Linked DNA regions of Homo sapiens: region 2 is linked to region 1. Evidence: read pairs that join two places in POLR2A ChIA-PET (ENCODE). Cell type or tissue: GM12878. All regions are shown on one strand. Each heading gives the region's core, and the rest is flanking DNA. Links, peaks and the distances in the headings are about the cores only. Region 1 has its middle 14 kb from the start of HOXB1. Region 2 overlaps SKAP1 (src kinase associated phosphoprotein 1).

The links. Peaks named below come from ENCODE experiments on the same cell type or tissue, not always from the same donor. Only the 100,000 strongest peaks of a DNase experiment are listed, where the experiment ranks them.
Region 2: POLR2A ChIA-PET joins it to region 1 with 10 read pairs; 5 of 35 experiments call an interaction of 5 or more read pairs at or near these places.

What each region holds. Positions count from the first base shown.
Region 1 is chr17:48,515,652-48,519,020 of GRCh38, forward strand. No RefSeq gene overlaps it. Among named protein-coding and RNA genes, the nearest start is that of HOXB1, 14 kb to the right of the region's middle. RefSeq lists an enhancer at 877-1,387. In GM12878, for the core only: no CTCF peak of the experiment used is centred there; a DNase peak (open chromatin) is centred at 2,046; H3K27ac peaks cover 550 bases.
Region 2 is chr17:48,389,679-48,402,593 of GRCh38, forward strand. It overlaps SKAP1 (src kinase associated phosphoprotein 1), which reads right to left. Exons shown (of 13, transcript NM_003726.4): 2 at 7,002-7,107. Among named protein-coding and RNA genes, the nearest start is that of SKAP1, 34 kb to the right of the region's middle. In GM12878, for the core only: no CTCF peak of the experiment used is centred there; no DNase peak of the experiment used is centred there.

The sequences.
Region 1 (3,369 bases), core at 823-3,322:
GCCTGGGCAACTTAGTGAGGCTCTGTCTCTAAAAAAAATGAAATAAATTCGTCAAGCGTGGTGACACACACCTGTAGTCCCAGCTACTTGGGAGGCTAACTTGTGAGGATCCCTTGAGATCTCTTGAGCCCAGGAGTTTGAGGCTGCAGTGAGCTATGATGGCATCACTATACCCCAGCACGGGCAACAGAGCTAGACCCTGTTTCTAAAAAAGAAAAGAAAAGAAAAGAGAGAGAGAGGAAAGAAAGAAAGAGAGGAAGAAGGAAGGAAAAAGGAAGGAAGGAAGGAAGGAAAAGGGAGGGAGGAAGGAAGGAAGGAAAGAAGGAAGGGAGGGAGGAAGAGAGAGAAGGAGGGAGGAAAGGAGGGAGGGAGGAAGAGAGAGAAGGAGGGAGGAAAGGAGGGAGGGAGGAAGAGAGAGAAGGAGGGAGGAAGGGAGGGAGGGAGGAATGAAGGAATTACCTGAACAGCAATGGAAAAGAGGAGTGGAAATAGTTAGCTTCCCTAGCCTAGGTCATCTGCACTTCCTTCCCTTGAGATAACAGGGCCTCTCCTTCTCACCTGTCCACATTGTTTCTCTGCACTAATGCTCCTTTCCCTTCTCATAAATTACAGATTCTACTCGGCAAATGTTTGCTTGCCACAAATGGCTGCTGATGTGGCAGCTCCCTTTCTGAGCTTGGAGATTTGTATGGATTAAGGTATCAGTGACTGATGCAGCCCCAGAGCTCAAGTAGATGGACACAATTTGCAAGAGAAAGAGAATTCCTCTCATTTCTCACTCCCAGCCTGCCCCATAGTCCTTCCCTGCCCCGGCTATCCTGCTTATGTCAATAGAAACACAGTGCTAGCTCAAGGGATATAGTATTCTCACTGTATTAGAATTTATCTGATTATACAATATTTTCTATTCAGTTCTGGATACCTCATTTTATAGAATATATTAACTAAGGAAGGAAGAACAGAGTGAGGAAAGATCTGGAAATCAGGTCTCAGGAGGAACAAATGAAGAAATTGAGAATGTATATTGCTCAACAGAGGGAAAGACCTATGGGCACACAGGACAGCTGTCTTCAAATATTTGGAGAGGTAGCGTAGGGAAAAGGAGTTAAGAGTTATTGTGTTGGCTCCAGAGGGCAACAAAGAAGTAGAATCAATGGGTGTAAGTGCCAAGAAGGCAAACTCCCATTCCATATAAAGAACCATTCTATCATTTACAGCAGCCTAACATTATGGGAGTCTTCCTTATAAATAGTGATCTCTGCCAGGCACAGTGGCTCATGCTTATAATCCCAGCACTTTGGGAGGCTGAGGAAGGCAGATCACTTGAGGTCAGGAGTTCGAGACCAGCCTGGCCAACATGAAGAAACCCCGTCTCTACTAAGAAATACAAAAATTAGCCAGGCATGGTGGCGGGTGCCTGTAATCTCAGCTACTTGGGAGGCTGAGGCAGGGAGAATTGCTTGAATCCAGGAGGTGGAGGTTGCAGTGAGCTGAGATTGTACCACTGCACTCCAGCCTGAGTGACAGAGCGAGACTCCGTCTCAAAAAAAAAAAAAAAAAAGAAAACAAACAAAAAACCAAAAACCCACCATCTCAGTCTTCTTGTTTTTTGAGACAGGGTCTCACTCTGTTGCCCAGGCTGGAGTGCAGTGGCGCTATCTTGGCTCACTGCAGACTGCCTCCTGGGCTCAAGCGATCTTCCACATCAGCCTCCTGAGTAGCTACAGGTATGCACTACCATGCCTGGCTAATTTTGTTCATTTTTTTATAGAGACAGTCTCCCTATGTTGCTCAGGCTGGTCTTGAGCTCCTGGGTTCAAGGGGTCCTCCCACCTTGGCTTCCAAAAGTGTTGGGTTTACAGGTGTGAGCCACTGCAACCAGCCTCCAGCTGAGATTTAAAGCCTGCCTCAATTGAAAGGAGAGGATGGAAGAGGGCTCCTCTAGGTTTCCACATGACCCAAGAGAAGAATCTGAGTTATTTCTCAGGGACTGGGCAAACATTTACACTCGTCACCAAAAACAAAACTGAGAATTAAACTTAAAGGTTCTGGGAAGGATAAAAAGAGGGAAGTGGGTATTTTCTTGTTTACTAAGGGAGGAATCCGACTTTGAGAGCAACTCAGCGCCTGCCCAATGCAGAGGTAATACTGAAAAAGAGGTTTATGGTATCTATTAAATTAAATGGAAACCTAAGGCATTGTTTTTGTCTGGAGATTTGTGTACAAGAGGACTAGAGGAAGAAAAAGAATAAAGCAAAATCTGCATTGAATTTTTTTCCAGTCTCCCATATTCCTTTGATTTTGAAAAAAATAAAGAGGTCAGATGTGGCTCATGCCTGTAATCCCAATGCTTTGGGAGGCCAAGGCAGGAGGATCACTTGAGCCCAGGAGTTCAAGACCAGCCTAAGCAACATAGTGAGAGCCCATATCCACAAAAAGTAGAAAAAAATTACTCGGGTGTGGTGGTGCATGCCTGTAGTCCCAGCAACTTGGGAGGCTGAGGCAGGAGGATTAGCTTGAGCCCAGGAGGTCGAGGTTGAGGTTGAGGCTCAAATAGAAACTCCAGAGGGTGGAAGAGAAAGAGACTGTTTTCTCATAATTAACAATACTTGTCTCCCTCGCCAGCTTTCTCTGGTTATGCAGAAACCAGGTCTGCAAAACTGTGTACAAGGTCAGTTTGTTTTCTGACTGAGAACACAAGGAACAATGCTTGTGTTTTCATTTGTTTGCTTGTTTGTTTGATTTTGAGATGGAGTCTTGCTCTGTTGCCCAGGCTGGGGTGCAGTGGTGTGATCTCAGCTCATGGCAACCTCCGCCTCCCAGGTTCAAGCAATTCTCCCTGCCTCAGCCTCCCAAGTAGCTAGGATTACAGGTGTGCACCACCACACCCAGCTAATTTTTGTATTTTTAGTAGAGACAGGGTTTCGCCATGTTGGCCAGGTTGGTCTCGAACTCCTGACTTCAGGTGATCCACCCACATCGGCCTCCCAAAGTACTGGGATTACAAGCATCAGCCACCATGCCTGGCAACAATGCTTGCTTACAGATAGGTCTGCAAATGTGTAAGGGAGGCCAGCAAGTCTGCAGCAATGTGTCCAGGTGTGGATTTCAATGGGTTTTCAATGGGTGTAAAACGTGCGAACTGTGGGTGGGAACCTGCAAGCACTCAGAGTCTTTCAAAGTCATTTTTTGTAATTCCCATTTCCAACATCCAGATTACTGGATTTGAGTGTTCTGAATGGAGACCCCATGCTGGATTCAGGCCTTGCCCCATCCCAGCCCACCTATCCTCCAGGGACGCCTTCCTGCTTTGCTCAGACTCTTTCTAGTCCAGCGTCTCTCCTGCCCTACTCAAGTGTGGGGATTGAA
Region 2 (12,915 bases), core at 1-2,500, 130 kb before region 1:
CCCTGCTAGCACTGTACTTCAGGGAGACTAGAGGAGGCTACACACTAGGAGAGAAGATCCAGAATCCAAAGAAGAAATGATTCACATGGTGTGATTATAAAAACCCACTTTATGCTCAACTCATTTTCAACAGAATCATGAAATAAAATAAAATCCCAAGAAATGAAATTTCCTGCATCACATTCCAAATTTTTTAAAAAGTCATGGGGGTACCATAAAAGAAATCAAATAGAAGTTTTAAGGTTTGGTTGGTAATGTGTGCATTTTTGGAACATTTATTTAAAAAAATAATTCCAAACAACATTTTGGGTAAGCAACCTAAAAAGAAAACATAAGATTATCATTAGGGGAATCTTCAAGTGACTCAGTGTTACAGAAGTAACATCAGAACAAAGGGCTTGGCTCCTGACACTTGGCCCAGTGCTCTTGCATTTCCCTCCCCTCTGTTCCAGTTTCCCTGTAACACAGAAAGTGGATACAGGCTGGGTCCATATCAGAAACAAGAGAAAACATGCAAATTAGAGAAAACCATCATCAGTAAGGTCCCAAGCCACAGGTTCCTGGAATCCACAAACAGATAAATACAGAGAGGCCTTTTTCATTGGCTTTCCTTAAACAGAGAAAATAGCATAGCTCTGGGACAAAAGGCTAGCTCCAGATCAAATGAGACTTAAAATCAAAGCCAAAGCAAATGGTGATAAAAATGAAGGCAGTAATTTCATACAGATGATCTTTTCACACAATGTATGAATTAAGTCCATCTACAGACAGTGAGGCTTCACGTATTAAAAAAAAAGGACACAGGATTTTCTGAAACCAAGACAAATCCATATTGAGTAGCTAATAGGAATGTGCCCAAGTGATAACGATGGCTAAAATTCTATCAGGAGTAAAGCAAATTTCAGTGACCTAACTATACAGTTAAAGAGTACGGCTCAGCTTATTATTCTAATGGGTTAGTCAGACTGTAAGGGTGCAAGTTCAGTTACCTGCCTGTGTTCTAGCTCACAATCCCAAACTCCTTTTCACTCTTGATTGAGGAGCTCAGTACTGGGAAGAATTATACATGATCTAGTTTTGCAAGTGATCTAAAAACTCTCTTAAAAATACATTGTCCTAGGTGCGGTGGCTCACGCCTGTAATCCCAGCACTTTGGGAGGCCAAGGTGGGTGGACTGCTTGAGGCCAGGAGTTCAAGATCAGCCTGGCCAACATGGTGAAACCCCGTCTTCACTAAAAATACAAAAATTAGCCAGGTATGGTGGTGCACGCCTGTAGTCCCAGCTACTCGGGTGGCTGAGGCACAAGAATTGCTTGAATTTGCGGAGGTTGCAGTGAGCCAAGATCATGCCACTGCACTCCAGTCTGGGTGACAGAATGAGACTCTGTCTCAAAAAAACAAAAAACTAACTAACTAACAACAACAACAACAACATCAAAAACATTTTTCTGAACTTCAATCTAAAATCTTAAAGATATAAAATGAAAATATAAAAGGTATGGTTTATTCTGAACCACCAAGGACTATGGTCATTATTACATTAAAAAATGTTATTTAAGAAAAATTGTTCTACTTCCAGATAGCCTCACATATGAAAGAATAAACAAAATAATCATTATGATAAAATTATAAGGAGAGTTATACATTTCAAAGCTATTTTGAAAGGACAGAGACTTGCCATAAAAAACACATAAGATGATCTTCCTTACCAGGTCTTAAAAGTTAAGCCAAGAGATCAACAGTAAGTAATATTCTATCTTTCTCACCTGTAGGGCATTCCAGATTAAAACAGCAATAAATACAACCTCTCATTCCTAGAGAAGTAGATTCACAAAACTCTTTAACTCAGTTGTGAAATCTCAACATTCATCCACTGAATAACAGAGAACTAAGCAAAAATTTGACTGATATAACTGATGAGTTGAGTAATAATGTTGAAGTTGTTGTGGGTTTGTTTTTTCTTCCTTTAAGGATGGGAGGGAGGGATAAGACTGAAAAAGGAAGAAATGAGTTATTAACCTTCCAGATGTGGTCAAATTATTGCTATGACTTTTGAGCCTTTTCAGAGCTATTTAAACTTAGACGGATCATTCAACTACCTCTTCCTTTTTTTTTTTTTTTTTTTCTGCATTGGCACTGAAGCTCCAGTACAAGTAGCAAAATTAAAAAACAGAAAAAGATGTTATGAGTAAATCTTGAAACTTGTGAATAACATAAATGTATTAATAGCACATTATACATTAGTTCTTTTGATAAGCATACTTCATTTGAATGTGTTTTGTTTTGGGGATTTTTAAGCTCAATAATTAACATTTAAGAAAAGTAAAACTCTCTATATAATTAATGGTAATTATATTTACAGTATACTACTTCAAAACTCTTGCTCCCAAGAGTTTTATCAGGCTAACTCCTTGTCTTTCTTCCTATAATACAAAAATATCAGAATTATACATTCTTAAGCTAAATCTTGTTTTAAAGCTAAATCCACGTTAAGCTGAAAAGAAAACATGAAATTCCCAAAGAAAGTCAGAATTATTTTTATGAGATTTTACTAGTATATCATGTTTCACACAGAGCTATAGGTTAGCCACCCACAAATGAGACACGTTCAAGATATTCTTTCAGCCTGTAGTTTAAATGTCCTGAGTTTTGTGCCATAACCCTGTTACACAAAATGTATTTCTTTATTTCTTTCCATCTCAATATGATATAAATCTACTGGTCTCTTTTTGGAACTCCTTCAGCATTACTAAGTTTCACAGAAGGAAACAATACTCCAAGTTTGCTTCCATTGGCTCTGTCCTTCACTTCCAACAGGGAGCATAAATGACTACTTATCCAAGAAGGGCCATTGAGAGAGAAATTAAGCCATATCTCAATAATAAAAATATTCTATTTTTGGCTGGGCGTGGTAGCTCACTCCTGTAATCCTAGCACTTTGGGAGGCCAAGGTGAGTGGATCACCTGAGGTCAGGAGAGACCAGCCTGGCCAACATGGTAAAACCCCATCTCTACCAAAAATACAAAAACCTTTAGCCAGGTGTGGTGGCTCATGCCTGTAATCCCAGCTACTTGGGAGGCTGAGGCACAAGAATCGCCAGAACCTGGGAGGTGGAGGTTGCAATGAACCAAGATCGCACCACTGCACTCTAGCCTGGGCAACAGAGACTCGGTCTCAAAAAAAATATATATATATATATTTTTTTTTTCTTTACCCCTCCCCCACTCTCAACGTATTCTTGCAGTCAGATGGCCTCCACTGAATCAAACATTTAAAAAATGCTCTACTGTTTCTCCCAATGCGTTAGAATGCCATCAAGTGTCTGAGCACAGATCACAACTGCTTCATTCCAGGTGTCTCACATCTGGTGCTAATCCTGCAGTGACCATCGTAATAAAGCAGGAAGTGCCTTTGCCTGGCTTTCATACTAGCCACTCTCCAAAGGGCTCAATGAAAACTTAGACTTGGAATGTGAAAGCTGTTTAGTTTTTAAGAAAAGCAATGAAAATCACAGCTTAGGACAACAAATACCACAATAGGGCTTCATTTCCTTGGAATCACAGAAATTGCTATCCGTTTTTATTTTGTGTTACATGGAAAATATTAGCCTTCATTGGTAACACTTTCAAACAAAAAGAAAAGAGTATGTAAATATAGATAGGATTTTATTTTTTGTTTCTAAGTCTAAAAAAAGATAGCTATTTTTTGTTTCTAAGTCTAAAAACAGAATAGCTAAAGTGATTTGTACTGAAAAACATGAGCACTTGGAGAACACCCAGGATTCTTGACACAATTGTCTTTTCCTGTGGTCATTCACTCTAGACAACAAAAAATAGCAAAAAGCACATTATAATAGCTGTGATAGAGTCAGATGCTTCCATTTACAGCAAGTCCACAACCATGGCAAATACCAGTGAATGCCAAGCCAGCCATAAAAATAAGAGCTAAGCCCCTAAAGTTTACCAAGAATCACAGACAGTGCTACTTTTATTTCTCTCCACCCTTTTGTTTCTAGAGCAATACACGTTGAGGAAAGAATTAAAGGAAGCAAGGAAACAACAAAGAGACTAGGAAGTTGTAAAATATATATATATGTGTGTGTAAATATATAATTTACATTTATCTAGTAGTGGCTTTTCCAGATTATCTTGCTAGAGATTTATCTACCTTCCAAATAAGACTTGAAGTGCTAAATTATAGTTTTAGATAGGTTACCACCCCCCCCAAATTTATCAAACTCCTAAAATATTATTGTTTTAATCTGACTAAAAATAGGCCAGGCACAGAGACTCAGGCCTGTAATCTCAGCATTTTGGGAAGCCAAGACAGGAGAACTGCTTGAGTGCAAGAGTTCCAGACCAGCCTGGGCAACACAGTGACACCCTGTCTCTACAAAAAGTAAAAAATTAGCCAGGCATGGTGATGTGCAGCTACTCAGGAGGCTGAGGTCGGGGGATCGCTTGAGCCCAGGAGGTCGAGGCTGCAGCAAGCTGTGATTGTGCCACTGCACTCCAGCCTGGGCCACAGAGTGAGACTCTGTCTAAAAAAGCGAAAAACAAACAAACAAAAAAATGACTAAAAAGAAACCCTTTTAAATGATCTTCATTAATTTTAATTATTTTTGTGTTACTGTATGGTTCATGTATTTGCCGTATGTTTATTTTTTACTCTTTTTTTTTTGAGACAGAGTCTCACTTGGTCGCCCAGGCTGAAGTGCAATGTAATGATCATGGCCCACTGCAGCCTCAACCTGCTAGGCTCAAGTGATCCTCCTACCTCAGCCTCCCAAATGGCTGGGACCACAGGCATATACCACCACACCTGGCTAACTTTTTATTTTTTGTAGAGAGAGAGTTTTGTTATGTTGCCCAGGCTGGTCTCAAACTCCTGGCCTCAAGCGATCTTCTGGCCTCAGCCTCCCAAAGTGCTGGGATTATAGGAGTAAGCCACTGCGTTTAGCCTGCCATACATGTTTAACTCTCAAGTTTGATGACTTCTAAATTTCTTTTTATGCCAAGCTTTTTGGGGGACATATAACTGCCACACAACATAAGTAAATGTGGCAGCTATAAATGGCACAATAGAGGTGATATGGCTGAAGAAGAGGATTCAGGAAAACAAGGGTTACATTAACAGAATGATGATTGAATGGGTGGATGTAAGGCAATTTCAAACAGCTTGCCAAAGGAAAGCCTCGTTTTTCTATTTTCTTGTACAGTATCTAATTTCTGGCTCCTCATTTCCTCAGTGATCTGATAATTATGAAATTCTAAATAAAGTGTCATCTTTCTTGCAACAAGTCAATGAACAGAAAGCTCCCATCAACAATGCAGATATTTCCTAAAGTTCCCGCTGATGATTTCCTGAATGTCTACCCCACAAACCACACACAAAGTTCTTTGAGAACAAGAATTTGAGAACAAGAAACTGACTCTATCCCATGACAAATTCAGCTTGCGTGTGTGTTCATGCATGTGTGTGCATGTGTGTATGTATTTTAAAAGAGGATTAAGAAGTATAATAATATGCAGCTGACAGTAATGAGTTACCGTAATTTGCCTTTTATTACCAACTTAAGATTGAAATTTAGTCCTTTCTCAATGCTGTGGTACAAATACAGGAAAGAATTCCTCCTCATTGTGTATTTGTACCCACAGCTGCAGTAAAAGTATTTTTGCATTCCTTATCAGAGATTTATACCAACAGAATCACCAAATACACCATTATATTTAGGGCATTCCTCTCCCAATTTAAAATAATTCCACCTTTATTCCGCAAGCCACCCTTAGAGTAATCATAAAATACAAAGGCAAACTTGTGAAATTAAAAAAAACTATAGGTTACTAAGTCTCCAGGTATGTAACTAAGCCTAAACTTATCTATTAATAAAATAACATTATGGAGAACTTTGTTTTAAACACTCTTTCAACCTACCAAAAATTATAGATATTCCCACTTTTTCAAAAAACTCCCATCTTTTGCATTCTGTTTGTTTCAATTATTCAGGGCAACCCAGGCTGATAATTACACAGTCCCCAGTTGCTGAGTAAAAGTGATGCTTAATTAGCCAGCAGGAAAGATCGATTAAGATCCAGCAGGGCATCTCATGAGGTTCTCTCACATTCCTGAATGGAATAGATTCTGGCTGTGCCCTTCCGAAGGATAAAATTCTCTGCTTCTATGGAGTTTCAATGAGGTTTTTAGAGCAGATACTAAGAACTGTCAGCCACGCAAATTAAATCCCAACCATAACCCTGCAGATGCTCTTCCTTTTCTAAGAATATTCAGTTTAAACATTCTGAATCACATTGCCACCAGGTTTGAAAAGGCTAAAGGAACACTCACTTATCCCTTGTTCTCATTCAGTTACCCATTTCAAGCAATAGGTGGTCAGAAAATATATTATAAAGGAAAATTTTTATTTTTTCCCCAAGCAAGTGTTTGCATCTCTCAGATGCTCACATTCTAAAATGCACAAATTACATCAGGGCCTCTTATTTTTAAAAAATGACATAATATTTCAACCCAGTCCAGGAATAAAACATCCCAATGTAGTCAAAGAATCAACTTGATAAGTCTCATTTAAGTTTTCTATGAGGTAAGGAGATGTGGAAGTAAAATCAGTACCAAAAATCATAATGAACATTATCTCATACTGCCTAACACTTTCTCGTTAATAATTTGGACAAGCATAAATGTTTAGCTTTCACCATTTTTTTAGTTAAATGCAAAAGTGGTCAATAAAGGCTAACATAAAAATCCAAAGCTAAAAGCAGAATAATTACCTCAAGATACATACATAATTATCAAAACATTTTTATTTTGGTAAACTACACTAACTATGCTTGCCTGCCTCCAGTTCAATTCAGTAAATATTTATTAAGTTTCTGCCAAGTATAAAGAACTATGATAGGTATGTCTTACCTTGTGACTTTATTTTACTGATTATAAATTGTTTTAAAGCTTATGAAGAAGATTAATGGAACCAGTTTATACAAACCTGGCTTTGATTTGCTGAAAGCCCCGTAGAATATGGTCTCTGTGATCCCTTGCAACAGCGCTGAGGTTCTCATTCCGCAAACCTTCTGCCAGAAACTCTTCAGCATCTAAAAGAAAAGGAAAGTTGATAAAACAGAAAAGATGTACTAAGGGAGAAAGGAAAATCAGAAGGATTAAGAAATGGCACATGTATACATATGTAACTAACCTGCACAATGTGCACATGTACCCTAAAACTTAAAGTATAATAAAAAAAAAAAAACTTTATAGTTGTGGCACAATGTGAATGTGCTTAATGCCACAGAACTGTATACTTTATAATAGTTAAGATGGTAAAATTTATATTTTGTATATGTTACCAGAATAAATAATAACTAAAATTTTATATATACCTGTAGGTAACATGTTCTAATAATCCAAGACCTTGCTATGAATTTAGAAAACTATGACATATATTAGCCATAAGAAATAACTATTTTCTAAATCATTTTAAGTAAACATTTACATATTAATTATTACTGATGGCAGAGAATGGACTGTAAATTTCTTTCTTTCTTTTAGGGGGGGGATGGAGTCTCACTCTGTTGCCCAGGTTGGAGTGCAGTGGCGTCATCTTGGCTCACTGCAACCTTCACCTCCCAAGTTCAAGTGATTCTCCTGCTTCAGCCTCCTGAGTAGCTGGGACTACAGGCGCATGCCGCCAAGCCCGGCTAATTTTTCGTATTTTAGTAGAGATGGGTTTTCATCATGTTGCCCAGGCTGGTTTCGAACTCCTGAGCTCAGACAATCAGCCTGCCTCGGCCTCCCCAACTGCTGGGATTACAGGCGTGAGCCACCGCGCCCGGCCTGGACTGTCAATTTCATAAACATGTAATATTATAAATAAGTCACAGAAGGTCACAGGCCAATAGAAGCTAGAAAGAAATACCAATAAATAGAGCCGAAATAAAAAATAGAGCTGAACTGCAAAAATCAAGAACAAAAGGGCAGGCATTCAAAGAAATATTAATTAGCAGATGCATCATCAATGAAAATGACAATACAACCAAGTGAAGGAACCCACATGAGAAAGACAAATGTCTCCAAGAGAAGGGAACTGCAATTAATGTGAACATATATTATAAAATAGGGACATGATAGAAATACATAATATGAAACAAATCATGTTATGTTGAAGGAAGAAATTGCAGAGGGGGGGTGGTTCTACAAATTTTCAAAGACAAAATACATTGATAATGATTACAACTGCCAGAAACACTGGCTACACATTTTATTCTGCACAAAAGGTTTGTCATCCCCCAAAAGCGTATAAATAATATAGTTAAAATTTTCCACCTCCAAAAATTGTGCGTGTAATATGAAACTGTATCATATATATCAGGAGTCCCCAACCCCTGGGCCACACACAGGAACCTTTATTTCCTCAGTGATCTGATAATTATGAAATTTTAAAGAAAGGGCCACATGGCAGGAGGTGAGCAGCAGATGAGCAAGTGAAGCTTCATCTGTATTTACAGCTGGTCCCCATCACTTGCATTACCACCTGAGCTCCAGCTCCTGTCAGATCAGTGGCAGCATTAGATCCTTATAGGAGCACAAACCCTATTGTGAACTGTGTATGTGAGGGATCTAGGTTGTGTGCTCCTTATGAGAATTAATGCCTGACGATCTGTCACTGACTCCTGTCACTCCCAGATGGGACCATCTAGTTGCAGAAAAACAAGCTCAAGCCTCCCACTGATTCTACATTATGGTGAGTTGTATAATTTTTTCATTATATATTACAATGTAATCATAATAGAAATAAAGTGCATAATAAATCTAATGCTCTTTAATCATCGCCAAACCATCCCCCCACCCCCGGTCCATGGAAAAATTGTCTTCCATGAAACCAGTCCCCAGTGCCAAAAAGGTTGGGGACCCCTGATACATACTATCAAAATATTGCTATGAATTTATATAGTTGGATAAGCACACCTAAAAATTTGTTTTATATTCACGTCATTTAACAACGCCAGGCCGGGCGTGGTGGCTCACGCCTGTAATCTCAGCACTTTGGGAGGCCAAGGCGGGTGGCTCACGCCTGTAATCCCAGCACTTTGGGAGGCCAAGGCGGGCGGATCATGAGGTCAGGAGATTGAGACCATCCTGGCCAACATGGTGAAACCCCCCGTCTCTCTAAAAATACAAAAATTAGCTGGGCATGCTGGCACACCCCTGTAGACCCAGCTACTTGGGAGGCTGAGGCAGGAGAATCACTTGAACCAGGGAGTTGGAGGTTGCAGTGAGCTGAGATTGCATCACTGCACTACAGCCTGGAGACAGAGCAAGACTCCGTCTCAAAAAGAAACAAACAAACAAACAAAAAAAACCACCAAACAAAAAATCCTAAATAGCCATCGCTAGGACTTTTGATGAGATACAAAGTCCTGGAAATTGAATATTTCACAAAGGACCACCATCAACATCCAAGCTCTGCATTGTATCTATTGCATATGTGATTTAATGGGTTCCACTAGGGTCCTTTGAATGCTAACGAATGAGGAAATGGGAAGCTGAATTAAAAGGCAAAAATAAATGACATCTAAGATTCAATTTATGTAATATATCATAACAATAGAATAAAGGAAAAAAACCACATGATCATCTCACTAGACACAGAAGAAGCATTTAACAAAAGTCAACAGCCTTTCGTGATAAAAATTCTCAACAAACTAGGAATAGAAGGAAGCTTCCTCAAACTAATAAAAAGCATCAACACAAACCCACAGCTAACATTGTACTTAATGATTAAAGACTGGCCAGTCATGGTGGCTCGTGCCTGTAATCCCAACCTTTTGGGAGGCCGAGGCAAGAGGATCACTTAAGGGCAGAAGTTTTGAGACTAGCCTAGATGATATAGAGAGATTCCATCTCTACAAAAGATAATTTTTAAAAAATTGGCTGGGCATTGTGGTGCATGCCTGTAGTCCTAGCTACTCAAGAGGTTCAAGTGGGAGGATCACTTGAGCCTGGAAGGTTGAGGCTGCAGTGAGCCATGACTGTGCCACTCCAGCCTGGGTGGCAGAGCAAGACTCTTGTCTCAAAAAAAAAAAAAAATTAAAAAGAAAATAAATGGTCAAAGACTGAACACTTTCCCCACGTTCCTTAGATCAGGAATAAGATAAGGATGTCTGTTCTCACCACTTATACTGAACATTGTACAGGTGATGCCAGCCAGGACAACTAAGCAAGAAAATGAAATAAAAAGCATTCAAACTGGAAAGGAAGAAGTAAAACTATTTCTATTTGCAGATGACATCCTGTATATGGAACACCCTAAGGAATCTATTAAAAAACTATTAAAACTAATAAAAGAGTTCAGCAACTTTGCAGGATATAAGATCAATGTAAAAAAATCAACTGTATTTCTTTTTTCTTTTCTTTTTTTTTTTTTTTGAGACGGAGTCTCACTCTGCCTCCCAGGCTGGAGTGTAGTGGCGCGATCTCAGCTCACTGCAACCTCTGGCTCCTGGGTTCAAGCAATTCTCTTGCCTCAGCCTCCTGAGTAGCTGGGACTACAGGCACGCACCACCACACCTGGCTAATTTTTGTATTTTTAGTAGAGACAGGGTTTCTCCTCGTTAGCTAGGCTGGTCTCAAACTCCTGACCTCAGGTGATCCACCCGCCTGGGCCTCCCAAAGTGCTGGGATTACAGGTGTGAGCCACCACGCCCAGCCAATCAACTGTATTTCTATATAGTGGCAATGAACAAACAAAAAGGACATTAATAAAATTCCATTTAAGATAGCATGTAGGATGGGCATGGTGGTCCATGCTTGGGATTATTCTCAGCACTTCGGGAGGCCAAGGCGGGCAGATCATTTGAGCCCAGGAGTTGGTCAACATGATGAAACCCCGCCTCTACAAAAAATACAAAAATTAGCCAGGCATGGTGGTGCACATCTGTGGTCCCAGCTGCTCAGGAGGCTAAGGTGGCCTCATTTGAGCCCAGGGAGGTTGAGGCTGCAGTGAGCTGAGATCACATCACTGCACTCCAGGCTGGGTGACAGAGCAAGACCTTATCTCAAAAATAAAAATTAAAAAAAAAGAAAAGAAATAAAGCAGGTAAAAGAATTAAGAATTAAGCACTTACGAATAAATAGAACATATTCTATGTTCATGATCAGAAGACTTAATATCGTTAAAATGGCAATACTCCCCAAACTGATCTAAAGCTTTTATGTAACCCCTATCAAAATCCCAGCTGGCTTTTTTTGTAGAAATTGAAAAGCTAATCCTAAAATTAACTTGGAAATGTAAGGAATCCAGATAGCCAAAACAATTTTGAAAAAGAGAGACAATGGCCGGGCGTGTTGGCTCACACTCGTAATCCCAGCACTTTGGGAGGCTGAGACGGGTGGATCACCTGAGGTCAGGAGTTCAAGACCAGACTGGTCAACACGGAGAAACCCTGTCTCTACTAAAAATACAAAAATTAGCTGAGTGTGGTGGCTAGTGCCTGTAATCCCAGCCACTTGGGAGGCTGAGGCAGAATAATTGTTTGAACCTGGGAGGCCGAGGTTGCAGTGAGCCGAGATCATGCCACTGCACTCCAACCTAGGCAACAGAGCAAGACTCTGTCTCAAAAAAGAAAAAAAAAAGGAAAGAAAAAGAAAGACAAATTTGGAGGACTCACACTTTCTGACTTCAAAACTTACCACAAAACTACAGCAATTAGGAAAATATGGTACTGGCATAAGGACAGAGATAAAGTTCAAAGGAATAGAATTGGGAATCCAGAAATAAACCCTCACACTTATGGTCAATTTTTGCAAGAGGGTCAAGACAATTAAATGTTGAAAAAGTTGTTTTTTCAACAAATGGTGCTGAGACAACTGAGTATACACATGCAAAAGAATGAAGTTGGATTCCTACCTCACACCATATAAAAAAATTAACTAAAAATGGATCAAAGACCTAAATATAAGAGCTAAAACTATGAAACTCTTAGAAAAAGACAGGTGTAAATCTTTGGGTCCTTGGATTAGGTAATGGTTTCTTAGATATGACACCAAGAAAAAAAAAGCAACCAAATACAAAAATAGACAAACAAGGCATCATCAAATTTAAAAGCTATTGTGCTTCAAAGAAGGCCAACAAGAAAGCAAAAGGATAACCCACAGAATGAGAGAAAAGCTTTTGCAAATCATATAGCTGATGAAAGACTTGTATGTAGAATATATTAAAACTCTTATATTTCAGTAATAATAAGACAAATAGCCCAACTGAAAAATGAGAAAAGGAACTGAATAGACATATCTCTAAAGAAGATACACAAATGACCAATAAGCACATTAAAAGATGTTCAATATCACTAGCCATCAGGGAAATGCAAATCAAAATCATGAAATACCACTTCACACCCACTAGAATGGTTACAGGCGAAAAGAACAACAATGAATGTTGTTGAAAATGTAGAAAAATTGGAAACCTTATACATTGCTGGTAGGAATGTAAAACAGTGCAGCCACTTAGAAAAATAATCTAGCAGTTCCTCAAAAGGCTAAACAGAGAATTATCATAGGATCCAGAAATTATATTACTAGGAAATACCCAAAAGAAATGAAAACAGGTGCTGACACAAAAACTTTACACAAATATTCATAGCAGCATTTTTTTTTTTTTTGAGACAGAGTCTCGCTCTATTGCCCAGGCTGGAGGGCAGTGGTGCGATCTCAGCTCACTGCAACCTCTGCCTCCCGGATTCAAGTGATTCTCGTGCCTCAGCCCCCCAAGTAGCTGGGATTACAGGTGCATGCCACCATGCTGGGTTAATTTTTGTATTTTTAGTAGAGATGGGGTTTCATCACTTCGCCCAGGCTGGTCTTGAACTCCTAGACTCAAGCAAACTGCCTGCCTTGGCTTCCCAAAT